2 separate regions of the Mus musculus genome follow, and region 2 is linked to region 1. Evidence: chromatin loops called from intact Hi-C (ENCODE). Cell type or tissue: left cerebral cortex. All regions are shown on one strand.

Region 1 (8,000 bases):
ATATTCCAAAGTTTATTGTTCCTGTCATACATATGAAGAATCAGAGACTTGATATATATATATATATATATATATATATATATATATATATATATATATATATATATACTGTGGTGGGGATGGAAGCCATGCCTGTGGGTATGCTGAGGACGAACTCTACCCTAGCTTGCAATTGTTGAAGAGAAGATAAAGAACTATTGCTGTAAAGCAGAGTCTTGAGGGTTTAAGTTGGCATTTTCTTGTTCTGTCTTCCTGGTTCTTCTTTGTGTTCCCTAGAATCTTATGTGATTCCCTGAAAAATCCCAGGAACCCAAACACAAGAATATCTGTCCTCCTCAAATGAACTTGCACAGGCACCAACTCTACTAGGTATTTTAGCTCACTGGATCTCTAAGAAGGGAGACAAGGGAAGGCTTGCCACACCATACTCCTGCATGACAGCCCCACTCAAACACTGGCTAGAAGCAGACACCAAGGGCTACATCAGCCTGACCCAAGGGACATGTGGGATGAATAAATTACTGTCCTCAATGAGCTCCTTTGTAGAAAAGGCCACACAGACATTAGTGTAGAGAACAACTGTGTTTCCAGTGTGGAAAGACAGTTCTCCTTTGTGGGGGCTTAGAGCTGCTAATTAACAGCTAATGTTTTCTTTTCAGGCAAGGCTGCATGAAATATTAGGATTTCCCAGATCATTAATGTATTTGAATTTTATTCCCGTTCTCCTTGATAGACTTTATGTCTACTCCTCCTGATATTTCATGATAGCATCAATTAAATAACAAATGAGCATAATAAGAATAATAAGAATATTAATATCCATAAAAAGGCTTTTGAGATTTTAGAATCTGTGATTTACAAGCAACTTATTATTTACATAGAAAACCAGAGTATTTGATGATTAAGTTGGAGGAACTGCTTGGTGGTTTCTTAAAGAACTCAGTATGTAACATGACTATGGAGATCATGTGAGATTTCCACAAAGGGAAGTGTTTCCATGGTACAGCTGACAGTCTTCAAGTGCTATGCCTGGAGTGGCACCTTTTACAGAGCATGCATGGATTCTATGGGGGACAGACAGGGTCAGGGAGGGAAGGTGGAACATTCATTCGTGATGTAGCACTGTACTCTTCTCGAGGTCAGTGAAGGAGAATGATAGTCCTGTCACAGTGCCAACAGGTGGAAGAGCAGTATGAGCTACAAATTCCAGCTATTTATGCAACTTTAAACATCCCAGTAGCGGAACCTAGAAATTAATACAAAGGTAGAGGTAATTTAATAATCTGTTTCATGTTCCTTAAACATTCAATATATATGATCTTCCTGTTTGGAATCAGTTTAACAATGGAATATTTACATATTTATTTCTTATTAGGTATTCAAAATATATGTTTATTTTATACCTAATAGCACAGATAGATTAAAACTAACTACATTCAAGTGCTAAGAAATAGCCTGTGGCTGGTGGAGACTGGGCTGAATGGCACATCACTACTGTGCTGTTAGGAATGGCTTATTTTATTTTATTTTATTTTATTATATATAGATGGGAGAGGAAGCACTTCCTAAAGACTTCTGCAGGTCATAGAAGAGTTGCAGGACACTCTTCTTGAGAGTAGCTGAGAGCTTAGCCTCCGTGGGTAGGCACCGGGGAAGCTGGCTTTGGAGACATGCAAGGAGCCTGTGGGTATCTTCTTCCTCCAAAGCCTCTGTGCATCGCTGGGTGCATCAAAAACTCCAAGTCTCACGTGCTCTGTGGTGACATCACCCAGCCTTTCATTCTTCATCTCTAATTCTCTGTGCTTGGGATAAAAGATGAACTGAAGGTTAGATCTCCTCATAGGGAGCTAAGGTCAGCATCCTCTCATGAAGCATGGCAGTGTCAAAGTGGGGTTCCTTCCTCATTAGAGCTATGATGGACAATCCAAAAGGAGAGGTGAAACTAAGACTCATATGGTATAGACCAGCAGATTGCTCAGAACTGAAAAGGATAAGTTTGGTGGCTTCCTTCTATACCCATCTGCCAAGACCAGAATCAGCAGATTTATTCAATTTCTAACTTGAGATAAAACACACATGGAAAATGTTTAGGGAATGTTGAAACCACAGTCTTTATTCTGGGCTTTCACTCTTCCCTGTAGTAAAAAATATATGAATAGAACACAAAGTCCTCCCTTTCATCAAACTTGCAGAATATATCTAAAACAAAATGCAGTTCATATATTTAATTATGTTCAGGAATAATATGGATATGATATAGATATGGATTTCATACAGGAATATATAGGATGACAAAAACACAGGAAGGTGGGAAGTAAGAGTGGAGAAAAACCTTTAGCTTTGTGGGCAGAGAGCATCTTGGAGAAAGTGACCTTTGGATGGAGATGAGACTAAAGATGAGTGTATCTTCGGGTGAGAGTAGGCAAGGAGGAGGCAGTGAGCAAGGCTCGTCATAGGAAGGAGTGAGCAGGATGGTGACAGGAGTTACAGGGAACCATGCAGTGCTGGATTGACTCAGAAGATCGTAACTTACCTTGATTTAGTCACTGTGTGGGATAGTAACACCACACACTATTATTTTGGCAAGCTCAACATGGCTTCTTTGAGGAGACATGGATGCCTAAAACTAGTTCTTCAGGCTTTTGAACATTCAGAGGAGAGACAATGTTGTGATAAAGGATAGAGATACAGGAAAGAGCAGAGAGACCTAAGATCATACAGCAATGGCACCAGGCATGAAGAAAAGAGTTCAGACTTTCAAGTGATAAAGCCAGATTAAGGCTTTCACCCTTTCTTTGCCAGCAGTGCAGTCTGGTGACTCAGGCCAATTTTGTGGCATTCCTTCTTGGCTTCAGCTAAAGCCAGGAACAGTGGCTGCCTTTTATAAAGATCCGAGTTGTTTCTCACCATTTCGATTTGGATGGCTGCAAAATGAAGCATGGGGCATTTAAAACAGCAGCTCTGTGGTTCTTTTTTGATTGTGTGGGTTGAATATGTAATCTGTGCTTTCTGATGAGAAGTGTCTGGAACACAAAGGTAACCTGAAGGTGGGGCTATAGGCCATCATCTGGCCCTGAGCTGTCAAATAGTCTCCATCCTCTTGTATATTACAGTATATCTGTGGCTACTTCGCCCCCCCCCCCAGAAAACTTTTCCAAGCATAAGGAAGTATGAACTTCTGAGCCCCAAGGCACCACTATGACGTGGCAGTGTTACCTCTTAGCACATTCCTGGTGCAAACCTCAGAGGAAGAGGTGAATATGGCCACAGAAATCACAGGAAACAGGTCAGCCCCTGGACTAGATATGGGTCCTTGGACAGTCCCCAGCTGTGCAATTCCATCAACCCAGCAAGCCACTCTGCACATTTGACTCTTCATACCAAGTGAGGATCACAGTTATAACAGCACATAGGGAGCAGACGTTGTTTTGAGACAAGGTCTTGCAGCTCAGGGTAGCCTAAAACTCAGGATCCTTCCGACATATCCTTCAGAGTGCTATAAGTATAGGTATATTGCACAATGTTCAGAGCACATAAGAGTTTTTTAAGAACACAATAAGCTTTACTTATTTGCATTTTCTCTTTGTATATTTTTAGTTAGTTATGGTCAAGAATAGTTGGAAATTACAGAGCAATATAGTAAGATATCTAGAGAAAGACACACAAGGGAGGAAGGAGGGAGAGAAAAAGAGAATGAGAGAGAAAGAATGAGGGAGAAGAAGAGGGAGAGAGAGATTTTGGGTTAGATTATTTTAATTGCAATTTTATTTTATAATTGTTTGTCTTTAATGTCAGTTAGTGATCTCTGTGCTGGGTTGAATGTAAATTGTCTCCAATAGACTCATGCATTGGAACACTGAGTCTCTAGTCAGTGTTTGGGAAGTCAATATAATTGGTAGGAGGCAGAGATTTGCTAGAGGAATTATGTCACTGGGGATGGACTTGGAGGTTTTTAGTCTTGCCCTACTTCCTATTCTTTCTCTAAGCTTCATGCATATGTGAAAAAATGTAATCAGCCAGCTTCCTGCCACCATGCTATGCCTTCCTCAACATGGTGACATGTAATTCTTCTGGAGCTGCAAACCAAAATAAAGTCTATGTTCTTTAAGTCACTTTTGGTCATGGTGTTTTATTACAACAACAGAAACTAACTAATATAATCTCTTGCCATGATGCAGGAGTCTTGGAATGTACCTCTCACAAATAAGAACAGACTGCTGTCTTATACGGGATGTTAGCAAGAAGTGAATACGCTCTCGGTAGCTGACGCTTTGTGTAGGGGTGGGTGGTGATCTTCACAAAGCACAATCTAAGTGAGACATCTCAAACCATCCCAGAAACAAGAAATGCAAATTAGAACTATTTTGAGGTTCCACTCATCCCAGTCAGAAGAGCAACAAGCAAACAAATGACAACAAATGCTGGCAAAGATGTAGGGAGAGAAAAACATGTATCCGCTGTTGGTGGGGGTATCAGCTAGTGGACCCACTATGGAAATTAGCAGGGAGGTTTTTCAAAACACTAAAAATAGAACTACCATATGACCTATCTATACTGTTCCCAAGCAGAGGCACCTAGAGGACTCATCTGCATATTCATATTTATCAGGGCTTTATCCACAATAGCTAGGGAGCAGAATCAGCCTAGCTGTCCATCAACAGAGAAATGGATAATGAAAGTATATACTCACAATGGAATTTTATTCAGCTGTAAAAATGAAATTGTGAGATTCTCAGGAAAATATATGAAAATGAAAAATATTTTGAGCACAGTAACCCAGCCTTAGGAAGACATATGTTCTTTGTCATCTGTAGATTCTTGCCTTTAACATTAAATATGTGAATCCAGGTTGGAGAAAATATGAATAAAGGCCAGGAAACTAGAAAGAAGCCCATGTGACTGGAAAAATAATGGGTGGGAGGGAGAGAGAGAGAGAGAGAGAGAGAGAGAGAGAGAGAGAGAGAGAGAAAGAGAGAGAAAGCAAGAGGCTTGAAGTCAATAGTAGCATCCAAACTGCAGTGTGAGGCTACCCTGGCACTCCATAGACATTAGGAAATTTGTCAGAGCTGTGCTGTCACCTTGTTCATGCTAGGGAATAAATGGCAATGAGATGGTTGCCATCACATCACTTAGAGAGTCAGAGACATTTGGGTTTGAATTATTGTTATAAATTGAATTATTGTAATAGTAGCTAAAGAGAAGGTTCAAAGGTATGACAGTTAGCCACTCAAGGAAAGTGTAGGGGATAGAAGAGACATTTGATTTTGAGCTCCGGTGTCTGCTTTTGTCATGTCATTGCACCAGTTCCCATGTCTCCCAGCATGAACTTTATTCTAGCATCGTTGCTGATGAGATATGGGACTCATGGCTTACAGGCAGGTAAAGTGACTCACCCAGGGTCATCCAGGAAGTGGGTGGAAAGAGCAGGGCTCGAATTCTAGCCCTTTAGCTACAGAGGTCAAGTCCTTTGCTTTACTCATGCTGATTCTCAGTAGGGCTTTGTGACTGGAATTTTCTGCATTTCCTTTTGTTCCTCCCTCAAGCACTTCCACCATTATTGACCATGAATCACTATAATTCTATAGGCTATACTGCCGAATTCTATAACAGAAACTACGAAAATATATTCTGTTTTCCCCAGTGCTTAGCATGATCCATGTCTAAGCTTGTTTATATTGTCAACTTAATACAACCTAGGAGGGGAGAAATTCAATTGAAAACTTGCCTCCATCAGATTATCTCCTGTGGACATGCCTGTAAGTGATTATCTTAATGGTTAATTAATACAGGAGGGCCCAGAGCCATCCCCTGGCAAGGGATCTTGGGCTATGTAAGAATACTAGTGGAGGACCCAGAGAATGAGATTTCTTATGCAAATTCAGTTCCAGTTCCTTCCTGAAGTCCCTCATTGCTGGACTGTGACTTGGAAGTGTAAGGTGGAATGAGCTCTTTTCTCCCCAAGTTGCTTTTAGTCATGGCACTTGTCACAGCACTAGGAAAAACTAACTAGAGCAATCCATTTATGCTATAGTCTTGGAGTTCACGTATGTCCACATAGAGATCTTAGAAGTGACTCACTCTGCACTGGTAAGCAAGAGCCTTTATGCTCTTTGACACCCTGTGGCACACAGAGCGATGCTAAAGATTTTCTCTCCTACTTTTCAGAATGCTAGAGGAACGTGTCCTGTGTGCTGAGTCTTAAAGCATGTGTAGTCTTGAAGTTAAGTCCCTGCGTTTGAGTTGGTGTTCTTCGTTGTGCTCTTAAGTCTGTGTATAAGGCACGCACACTCCTGAATGAATGAGGTGATGCTCCAGTGTCCCGTGCGTTCACAAACCCTGCCTTTTCTCCTGGACTCTGAGCATGGTGTTCCCTTCCCTTCATAGTAAGTACTGTCCATCAGTATGGGATAAGTACTGTCCTTCTGGAAGATTCTCAAAACTTAACCACTGGTGTCTGTGAATGTGGTTTTATTTCTAAACTGGGTCTTTGCAAACTATCAACTTAAGTTTAAGATGGACCTTAATTCAGTGTGGCTGTGACTTTATATTAAAGGACAGTTGGAAACCGACATTCATAGAACAATGTGAGGGCATGGGGAGAAGAGAGCTGAGTACACTGTGTGGAATCAGTCACCCAATTCTGGGTGACAGATGAGGACCAGGCTCTGTTGAGCAGAGGTATCCACCCTGCTCACATAAGGATGTCAAGGTCTGTGCCAAATGCCTTTTCTATCAAGTGTCCCCAATTTATGCAGTTTATCATTTCAACTGGCTACCACTCTCATTAAGAAAACATGTAAACATGATTCTATTCAATTATTTATGTAAGCTCTTCCTTCTCGCATTATAACATTAACCCAATGGAGTGAGGAACTTGCTGTCCTGTCTTTCAAAGAGCCTGGCGTGAAGGGCCAACATCAGATTCTTGAATCATCACAGTTGAGTGTCAAAGAGCCCAAAGTAGCAGACAAAATGGTACTGTGGTTGTACCCAGCCATTGAGGTGGCACATGTTTTTGTCTGATTTTCTAAAGTCTAGACACAATGGGCACCCAAATGGCCTCTAAAGATTCCCTGTTGGGGAGCTAGGGAGGAAAGCCAGGTAGGAAAATATCAGGAGGAAAGAAGTGGAGAAGAGCAGAGTTGAGGTTTGCATATCAGGTGAAAACAGGGATAGAAGATGGCTCTGAGTGTAAACAAGCTTACTATACAACCATGAGGCCCTTCGTTCCCATCCTTAGAACTCCCACAGTAGAACAAGACAGTACCATAGTGTAGGGTGGTGGGCAGAGACAGGAGGTATCTAAGGTTTACTGGCTGCCAGCCTGGATCCCTGTTCCGTGAGAGACCCTGTTTCAAGGAAATACAGTCGATCTGAACAGGATTCCTCTTCCTCTGGACTCTAAATGTACTCAGGTATGTGCAAGTGTACACACATGTGTACATACTACACAACACACACACACACACACACATACACACATGAGTAAAAATATGAAAGAGGACGAATCTCAAAGGAGTACTAGCAGTAATCTTTTGATAGCTGCTGTCATGTTTTCTTTTCTACTTGACTCCTTTGGGCACTGCTGTGTACAGAGTTCAGAAATCAACCAAAGACACGTGCTGTCTCCGTGGATATGTGCATCCATGGGTCCTTTTAATCTGAAACTGTGGACTCTTTGACTTTCAAGTGTGCTGATTCCAGGATCTACTAAAAATAAATGTTTGCCTTATTGACATGCTGGCTCATTTTCAAATTGCTTAAAAAAAAAAAAAACAGAGTCTTTTCTGCAGCTGAGGTTTGTGTAACCTTTATCGATCTTATTTTACTCCTAATTACACGTGTTCTTCATTTGTAGCTAACAGAAGCTCTTGTCACCGATCCTGTCAAATTTGATCCATGACACTTTAATTATTGTAATCTTTTCTCCTGCAATAGTAGCAAGGGTTGTCCATATACATTTTCGTTAGCCTGAATCTTTACACAAAGAAATGAGAATT
Region 2 (8,000 bases), 160 kb before region 1:
AGTTGGGGCTTGTTTAAGATGATAGATTGTGTGCTGCATCAGTGGAGATAATCTCAGAGCTAACTGATCCCAATACTTGGCTTTCTCTTTAGTTTTCTTTGCTTCTTCCTCTATGACACTTATTTTACAATCAAGCCAGGTATCTCTATGAATGTATGGCTTCCCCAGGTAAGGAGATGGCACCCCAGCAGCAGCTGATTAGACTAGAGTGGCTGTAGCTCTCCCCAAATTACTTGAACTGTCTAGGCTGGAGTTTTCCCAGTGATCCCCCATAGCTTGTTGTTATTTGACAATAGTTGGGAGCTGGAAACAGCACTTATCAGCTGCTCCACAATAACAAATATTTCGCGTTAGAATAGAGAGATGAAAAGGAGAGCACATAGGAGTTCTTCCCGTGGGGACAGCAGAGAAAGCATACTGTTCTGGGACTGGCTCTGATGATTGAGATAAGCGTAATCAAACAGGAAGGGCAAAGTGAGAACAGGTGAAGAGGAGAGCAAGAGGCAGGGTTTTGCTTGCAAGTCTATTGACTGTGTCCTTTGCCTTATAGAAGAAGCTTTGTAATTTTATGAGGTCCCATTTGTCAATTCTTGATCTTAGAGCATAAGCTATTGGTGTTCTGTTCAGGAAAATTTCCCCTGTGCCCATGTGCTCGAGGCTCTTCCCCACTTTCTTTTCTATTAGTTTCAGTGTATCTGGTTTTATGTGGAGGTCCTTGTTCCACTTAGACTTGAGCTTTGTACAAGGAGATAAGAATGGATTGATTTGCATTCTTCTACATGCTAACCACCAGTTGAACCAGCACCATTTGTTGAAAATACTATCTTTTTTCCACTGGATGGTTTTAGCTCCCTTGTAAAAGATCAAGTGACCATAGGTGTGTGGATTCATTTCTGTGTCTTCAGTTCTATTCCATTGATCCACCTATTTGTCACTGTACCAGTACCATGCAGTTTTATTTTATTTTATTATTTTTTTTAATCACAATTTCTCTGTAATACAGCTTGAGGTCAGGGATAGTGATTCTGCCAGAAGTTCTTTTATTGTTGAGAATAGAATGACTGAGAAGCACCTAAAGAAATGTTCAACATCCTTAGTCATCAGGGAAATGCAAATCAAAACAACCCTGAGAATCCACCTCACACCAGTCAGAATGGCTAAGATCAAAAACTCAGGTGACACAGGGCGTGGTGGCACACGCCTTTAATCCCAGCACTCGGGAGGCAGAGGCAGGCAGATTTCTGAGTTCAATTCGAGGCCAGTCTGGTCTATAGAGTGAGTTCCAGGACAGCCAGAGCTATACAGAGAAACCCTTTCTCAAAAAACAAAAAAACAAAAAACAACATCAAACAAAACAAAACAGAAACAAACAAACAAACAAACAAAAAAACCCAAAAACTTGAGTGACAGCAAATGCTGGTGAGGATGTGGAGAAAGAGGAACACTCCTCCATTGCTAGTGGGATGGAAAGCTGGTACAACCATTCTGGAAATTAATTTGATGGTTCCTCAGAAATTGGACATATTGCTACCAGAGGACCCAGGTATACATACCACTCTTGTCATATACCCAGAAGATGCTCCAACATGTAATAAGGGCACATGCTCCACTATGTTCATAGCAGCCTTATTTATAATAGCCAGAAGCTGGAAAGAACCAAGATGTTCCTCAACAGAGAAATGGATACAGAAAATGTGGTACATTTACACAATGGAGTACTACTTAGCTATTAAAAACAATGAATTCATGAAATTCTTAGGCAAATGGATGGGACTAGAAAATATCATCCTGAGTGAGGTAACCCAATCCCAGAAGAACACACATGGTATGCACTCACTGATAAGTGGATATTAGCCCAGAAGTTTGGAATACCCAAGATACAATTCAGAGACCACATGAAGCTCAAGACAAAGGAAGAACAAAGTGTGGATACTTTGGTCCTTCTTAGAAGGGGGATCAAAATACCCATGGGAGGAAACACAGAGACAAAGTTTGGAGCCGAAACTTAAGAAAAGGCCATCCAGAGACTGCCCCACCTGGGGATCCATACCATATACAGTTGTCAAACTCAGACACTATTGTGGATGCCAACAAGTGCTTGCTGACAGGAGCTTGATATAGCTGTCTACTGAGAGGCTTTACCAGTGCCTGACAGACACAGAAGTGGATGCTCACAGCCATCCATTGGACTGAGCACTGGGACCTCAATGGAAGAGCCAGAGAAAGGACCCAAGGAGCTGAAGGAGTTTGCAGCCCCATAGGAGGAACAACAACATGAACCAACCAGTACCCCAAGAGTTCCCAGGGACTAAACCACCAACCAAAGAACACACATGGAGTGACCCATGTGTGGCTCCAGCTACATATGTAGCAGAGGATGACCTTGTGGGACATCAATGAGAGGAGTTGGTCCCGTGAAGGCTCGATGCCCCAGTGTAGGGGAATGCCAGGACAGGGAAGCAGGAGTGGATGGGTTGGTGAGCAGGGGGTGGGGGGATGGGATAGGGGAGTTTTCAGAGGGGAATCAGGAATGGGGATAAGATTTGAAATGTAAGTAGAGAAAATATCTAATAAAAAAGAAAGAAAGAATGAAAAGTTTGTGGAGCAATGGAGGAAGATTGGGACAAGACCTTGGCAGCATCAACGTGGCAGATGCTAGATACATGTGTCTAGCTAGAACAAAATCATCCAAGCAATTTATAATTGCATAAATCAAAACAATAGGTCTTCAGTCACGTCGCCAATGTTCTGAGTGCTCAGGAACCACATGAAAAGTGACTAGCAACTACATGGGATAGCCCAGGTCTAGATAATCACAGAAACTTGTATTGGGCAAGAAGAGGTGAGATTAAAGAGAGCTGGCAGTGACAGTGGGCAGTTATATGGCACATGAGACTTGTGCTGACAGAGCTGTGATTTTAAGTGTCAGAGTTCTCTTAACTCACTCAGCAGGTAAATGACATCAGTCACATACACTTCAATTTTTTTTTAATTATCTGTGACAAAACATGCCTAAAAATTAATGTTCTATTCTAACCAGCTCAAGTGTACATTTGAATATAAGTCATGTTTATACATTTGCATATTAAGCTTGTTCACGTTGTTATATACCCAACCTCTAGAAATGTTACATAATTGAAATTCTGTACTCAGTAAATAACTCCCTATTTCATTCTCTATCCCACAACTCCTACCTGTCACTATATTTTGTATTTCTGTGAATTTAATTGCATTTGATAACTTGTGCAGGTAGAGTATTACAATATTTGAGTTTGGTTGGCTTGTTTGCTGACTGGCTGATTTCATGTGGGGTGATGAAATGGCCCTCCACATGAAAGAATTTCTTTCCTTTTAAAAGATAAGTACTACTCTGCTGTGTTATGGTTTAAAATGTCCCATGCGTTTTCCAAGGGTAAATGTGTGGTGTTTGAAGGGCTATTCAGAGTGGTGTCCTTGGAAGGGCTGTAGGTTTACAAGGAAGAAGAGCCTTGTGGGAGGTCCTGTGGTTATTGAGGGAATGCCCTAGAATTGCAGTGCTTAGGACAGGGCTAAGGTTGATTTGTCTCTGCCCAGTTCTCCTGTGCTCCTGGTTCAACATGTAATCCCTCACTCCCTGGATCCTTAGCAACCCTGACCATGGTATTCTGCCATCAATTGCTATAGCCAGTGTCAGGGCCAAGCCCTTGAACCTCAAAATCTTGAGCTAAACCTTCTTCCTCCTAGTAGCCTTGGTGTTTCGTTACTGTGATAAGTGACTAATTCACACCACAGATATGTACATCACCTGAGTGCCAACAGCTCCTGGCTCCCGTCTTCCTGATAGAGGAATAGGGCAGAATCTGGCTTTCAAGTAGGAAAGCTACCCTTGAGCTGTGCAGGGCATCACTGTTGGACAGTGCAGCCCAGATAGAGTGGATTTGCTTCTGTCTGACCTGACTTGGTCCCCAGCACCAACTGAGGTTAAGGAGGCTTTGAGCAAGTTTGCTACATCTTTTTAGGAGGATTGAAGGCAGCTGTTAGAAAACCATCAATCTGTTCAAGGTGAGTGAGGTAATTCCAAATTACTGAGAATCTCCTGCTGCCTTCCTAGACACTTCTGTGAGGCTCACCAGGCATTCATTGCCATAGAGCCAGATGTGCTAGAAAGCCAGTGATCAACCAATATTGCATTTGTTTTGCCATTTGCCCCCAGATATTAGAAAGAAACTATAGAAGTTAAAAAGGGTTTGAGGGTATGAATAGGTCCCAGTTATTAAGGACTGCTCAATAAAGATTTTCAGTTGGAAGAAAAGCAGAACAAAAAGATTGACCCAAGCAATCATGGCAATGCTCAGGGAGATTGATAAATGAGATTCCAGAGAGAGAAGTCAGAATCACCAGAAAGGCTAGAGAAGGACCAAGTGCTTATTGTAAACAAACAGACATTGGAAAAATAAACTCTTGATTTGGAAAAGGGAAAGATTCCCTGTCCTTCCTTGGATAAGGATTAGTGAGGAGGGTGCTCCATTCCTCTGTATCCCAGGAACCCAGGGTACATTTAAGGTAGGGAGCAAATCTGTTAAATTCCTGCTCCATGCCAGCCTGCCCCTACTATCCTGTAATTGGGAGAACCTAGGCATTGGGACCTTGGAAGAGGCCAGTGGCCTACCTCCTCAAAAGACATGATCCTATTTCTGCCAGTTAGCCAGCTTCTTTCCCACAGTTGAGGCTACAGCTCTGTTAGTGGAAGAACATGACCAGCTGACTTAGGGCCAGGAAATATTCCTAACCAGCTTACACTCTGTAGACAGGCAGAGTCCAGTGCAAAATGTCAGAGAAGCTGGCTGAACAGTGCTCACATGCTAGTGCCTTGTAGTAAGTAGAACTTCTGAACTATGAAATAGGGTGTTTGGCAAAAGAAATATACTGGTAAAATTCTGAGGGCTTGTCTTCATGTGTGAAGTGTCTACATGAAACTCTTACTAAACTTAAAATTGTGTTTATAACCATCCTTTCTTACTATCAGAATTTAAATACGCAATTTTATTCCTTAATCTAATGTGTTTATAATATAAAATAACTGTGCATTTGCAAAAACACATTCTGAACATGAGTCGTAGGTTGTTTCTATATGTAAGTATTTTCTCCTCGTTGACTCGCATTGATATTCTCCAACAGGCACCAGTTGATACACAGAAGTCCCTGGTTTTCAATGTAGTCTTACTTGTTTGTCTCCCTTCCTTAGTTCACACAGTTCACACTTGTATAAAGACCTTCTGCATGTTTCAAGGCTATGGGAACATTGTCTAGTGTTATTTTCTAGAAGACGGGCTCCAGACTTTCTGCATCCCTGTGGGTGGGGACTGAGTTTCATCCTCTTTCCATGTGCACCCAGAATCACCTGGGAGACACCCCCTCCCATGTTCTTCAGTGGCTCCACTCATCAAAGCCATGCATGTCCGCTTCTATTCTGATTCTGTTTTAGTTTTTGTACTACTACCCTCTTTCTTATATGCTCTCTTTGTGCCTCGCCTCTTGCTTTCTGTTAGAATTGCTTCCTCCAGTTTTGTTCTTTGTGAAGGTGCATGCGTCCTGTATGAAGAATGAATATTCAACCCATGTAATCCACAGCAAAGAACACCCTTTTGCCACATACTTAGAAATGTAACACTCACTCACTTACTCGCTCACTCAATGCTGCCCCTCTCATGTCCTCAGCTTCCCAGAAGCATCTTTGTAGTCATGTCCCCAATTTAGAGGGTCACCTACCTTCTCCTTCTGTTGTACATAACTGTCCTCTGAGCAAAGCAGTCACTGTCTTCATTAGCATTTTCTTGGTTGGTATTGATATAGGAGGGCTTAGTCCATCCTGGGCAGTGCTATCCTCCAGCAAGTGGCCTTCGGTTATATAAGAAAGGTAGCTGAGTCAACACTCCTCTATGATTTTTGCTTCAGTTCTTGCCTTGACTTTCTTCAATAAGAGACTGTAATGAGGAGAGGGTAGACACTGTTTGCAGCTCCACAGGGAGGAACTCTTGCTGCACTTTTTTGCTTGGCCTGGTTTGCAAGATGTGTTTAGATCTTTTCCTGCTGTAGACCTTGTGTTACTGATTATTTTTTCCCCTCTGGATTCAAAACTTACATTTGGATTATTCTTCATGAATTTTGTATCAGCCTTTGGAGAATGAGTGTCTGGTAAGTTTAGGGTCCTGCTATGAACCCAAATGTGTTTATCTGGGGGAGATAGTGTGGGAGGCATGGTGTCTCGGGTGTTCTTTCAGAGTAAAACATATCTTGAAGAATCCCGGAGTGGCAAGCACCCAGGCAAGGCTATTCCTGGTTTCTCGTTGGTGTATTCTCTTCCTACATGTGGTTATTTTAGTGGATGGTGAAGTTTTATTTTAATCTCTCTGTGTTGTAGTCTTCTTCTCACACATAAAAGGGTGTATGTAGTCTTGGATTTCAACAGTGGAAATAGCTACAGTATACAAACAGCATAATAAAAATAGCCAATGCTGCAATTTAAAATTTTTCTTTTGTTTGCTCTGCCACCTTGACCTGTTGCAGGCTGGCGCTGACTCTCAGTGAAGGACAGTTCATTAAAGCTTTGTTCTTTCCAATGGAGGCATCCACTGGATCAGACCATCTGGCTCTCTATTCTGTGTTGCCTTGATATCTTCTATAAGAAGGACAATTTTCTTCATGGATGCTGCATTTTGACCCCAGGCTCCTTCTGTTCTATCACTGCTATTAAAGAGTCTTGCCTATAACTATGGTTTTTGTTAAACTAACGTGGTACCTGTTTAGGAGGGATGAAGGAATGAAGGTAGTGCCTGATAGATGGGGTCATACCATGTTTTTCTCTTATTGTTCCTGGACTGTGAAGGGAAAAAATCGTGAAAAAAAAACAAACAAACCATTCTCTTATCAAATGGGGACAATGTGCATGTGGGAGAAGGAGCCTATAGAAGAACAAGGAGCAAGCACGCTGGGCAGAGGTTTTTCAAGTTCGTTAAGAAACATGCTCCACTATGTTCATAGCAGCCTTATTTATAATAGCCAGAAGCTGGAAAGAACCAAGATGCCCCTCGACAGAGGAATGGATACAAAAAAATGTGGTACATTTACACAATGGAGTACTACTCAGCTATTAAAAAGAATGAATTTATGAAATTCCTAGGCAAATGGTTGGACCTGGAGGGCATTATCCTGAGTGAGGTAACCCAATCACAAAAGAACTCAAATGATTTGTTCTCACTGATAAGTGGATATTAGCCCAGAAACTTAGAATACCCAAGATATAAGTTACAATTTACAAAACACATGAAACTCAAGAACGAAGACCAAAGTGTGGACAGTTTGCCCCTTCTTAGAATTGGGAACAAAACACCCATGGAAGGAGTTACAGAGACAAAGTTTGGAGCTGAGACAAAAGGATGGATCATCTAGAGACTGCCATATCCAGGGATCCATCCCATAATCAGCCTCCAAACGCTGACACCATTGCATACACTAGCAAGATTTTGCTGAAAGGACCCTGATATAGCTGTCTCTCTTGTGAGACTATGCCGGAGCCTAGAAAACACAGAAGTGGATGCTCACAATCAGCTATTGGATGGATCACAGGGCCCCCAATGGAGGAGCTAGAGAAAGTATCCAAGGAGCTAAAGGGATCTGCAACCCTGTAGGTGGAACAACATTATGAACTAACCAATACCCCTGAGCTCTTGACTCTAGCTGCATATGTATCAAAAAGATGGCCTAGTCGGCCATCACTGGAAAGAGAGGCCCATTGGACTTGCAAACTTTATAGGCCCCAGTACAGGGGAATGCCAGGGCCAAAAAGTAGGAGTGGGTGGGTAGGGGAGTGGGGGGGGGGTATGGGGGACTTTTGGGATAGCATTGGAAATGTAAATGAGGAAAATACCTAATAAAAAAAAGAAATAGGTTATCTACAGATACTTGTAAAAACCATAAAACCCCCAGACAATGAAGAGCAAATCCTCCCATGTTTGAGAAGG

The links. A loop is a pair of places that touch in the nucleus more often than their neighbours do. Peaks named below come from ENCODE experiments on the same cell type or tissue, not always from the same donor. Only the 100,000 strongest peaks of a DNase experiment are listed, where the experiment ranks them.
Region 2: a loop joins it to region 1, with 2.4 times the contacts of the local background. A loop is called at or near these places in 2 of 42 quality-filtered maps.

The regions. Positions count from the first base shown.
Region 1 is chr5:39,212,248-39,220,247 of GRCm38, forward strand. Gm40293 (a long non-coding RNA gene) reads right to left here. Exons shown (of 4, transcript XR_868387.1): 4 at 929-1,246. Among named protein-coding and RNA genes, the nearest start is that of Gm40293, 91 kb to the right of the region's middle. In left cerebral cortex, a CTCF peak has its summit at 3,030; DNase peaks (open chromatin) are centred at 498, 1,949, 2,505, 2,907 and 1 more place; H3K27ac peaks cover 812 bases.
Region 2 is chr5:39,056,985-39,064,984 of GRCm38, forward strand. No RefSeq gene overlaps it. Among named protein-coding and RNA genes, the nearest start is that of Gm46937, 21 kb to the right of the region's middle. In left cerebral cortex, no CTCF peak of the experiment used is centred here; DNase peaks (open chromatin) are centred at 4,803 and 6,270; H3K27ac peaks cover 1,214 bases.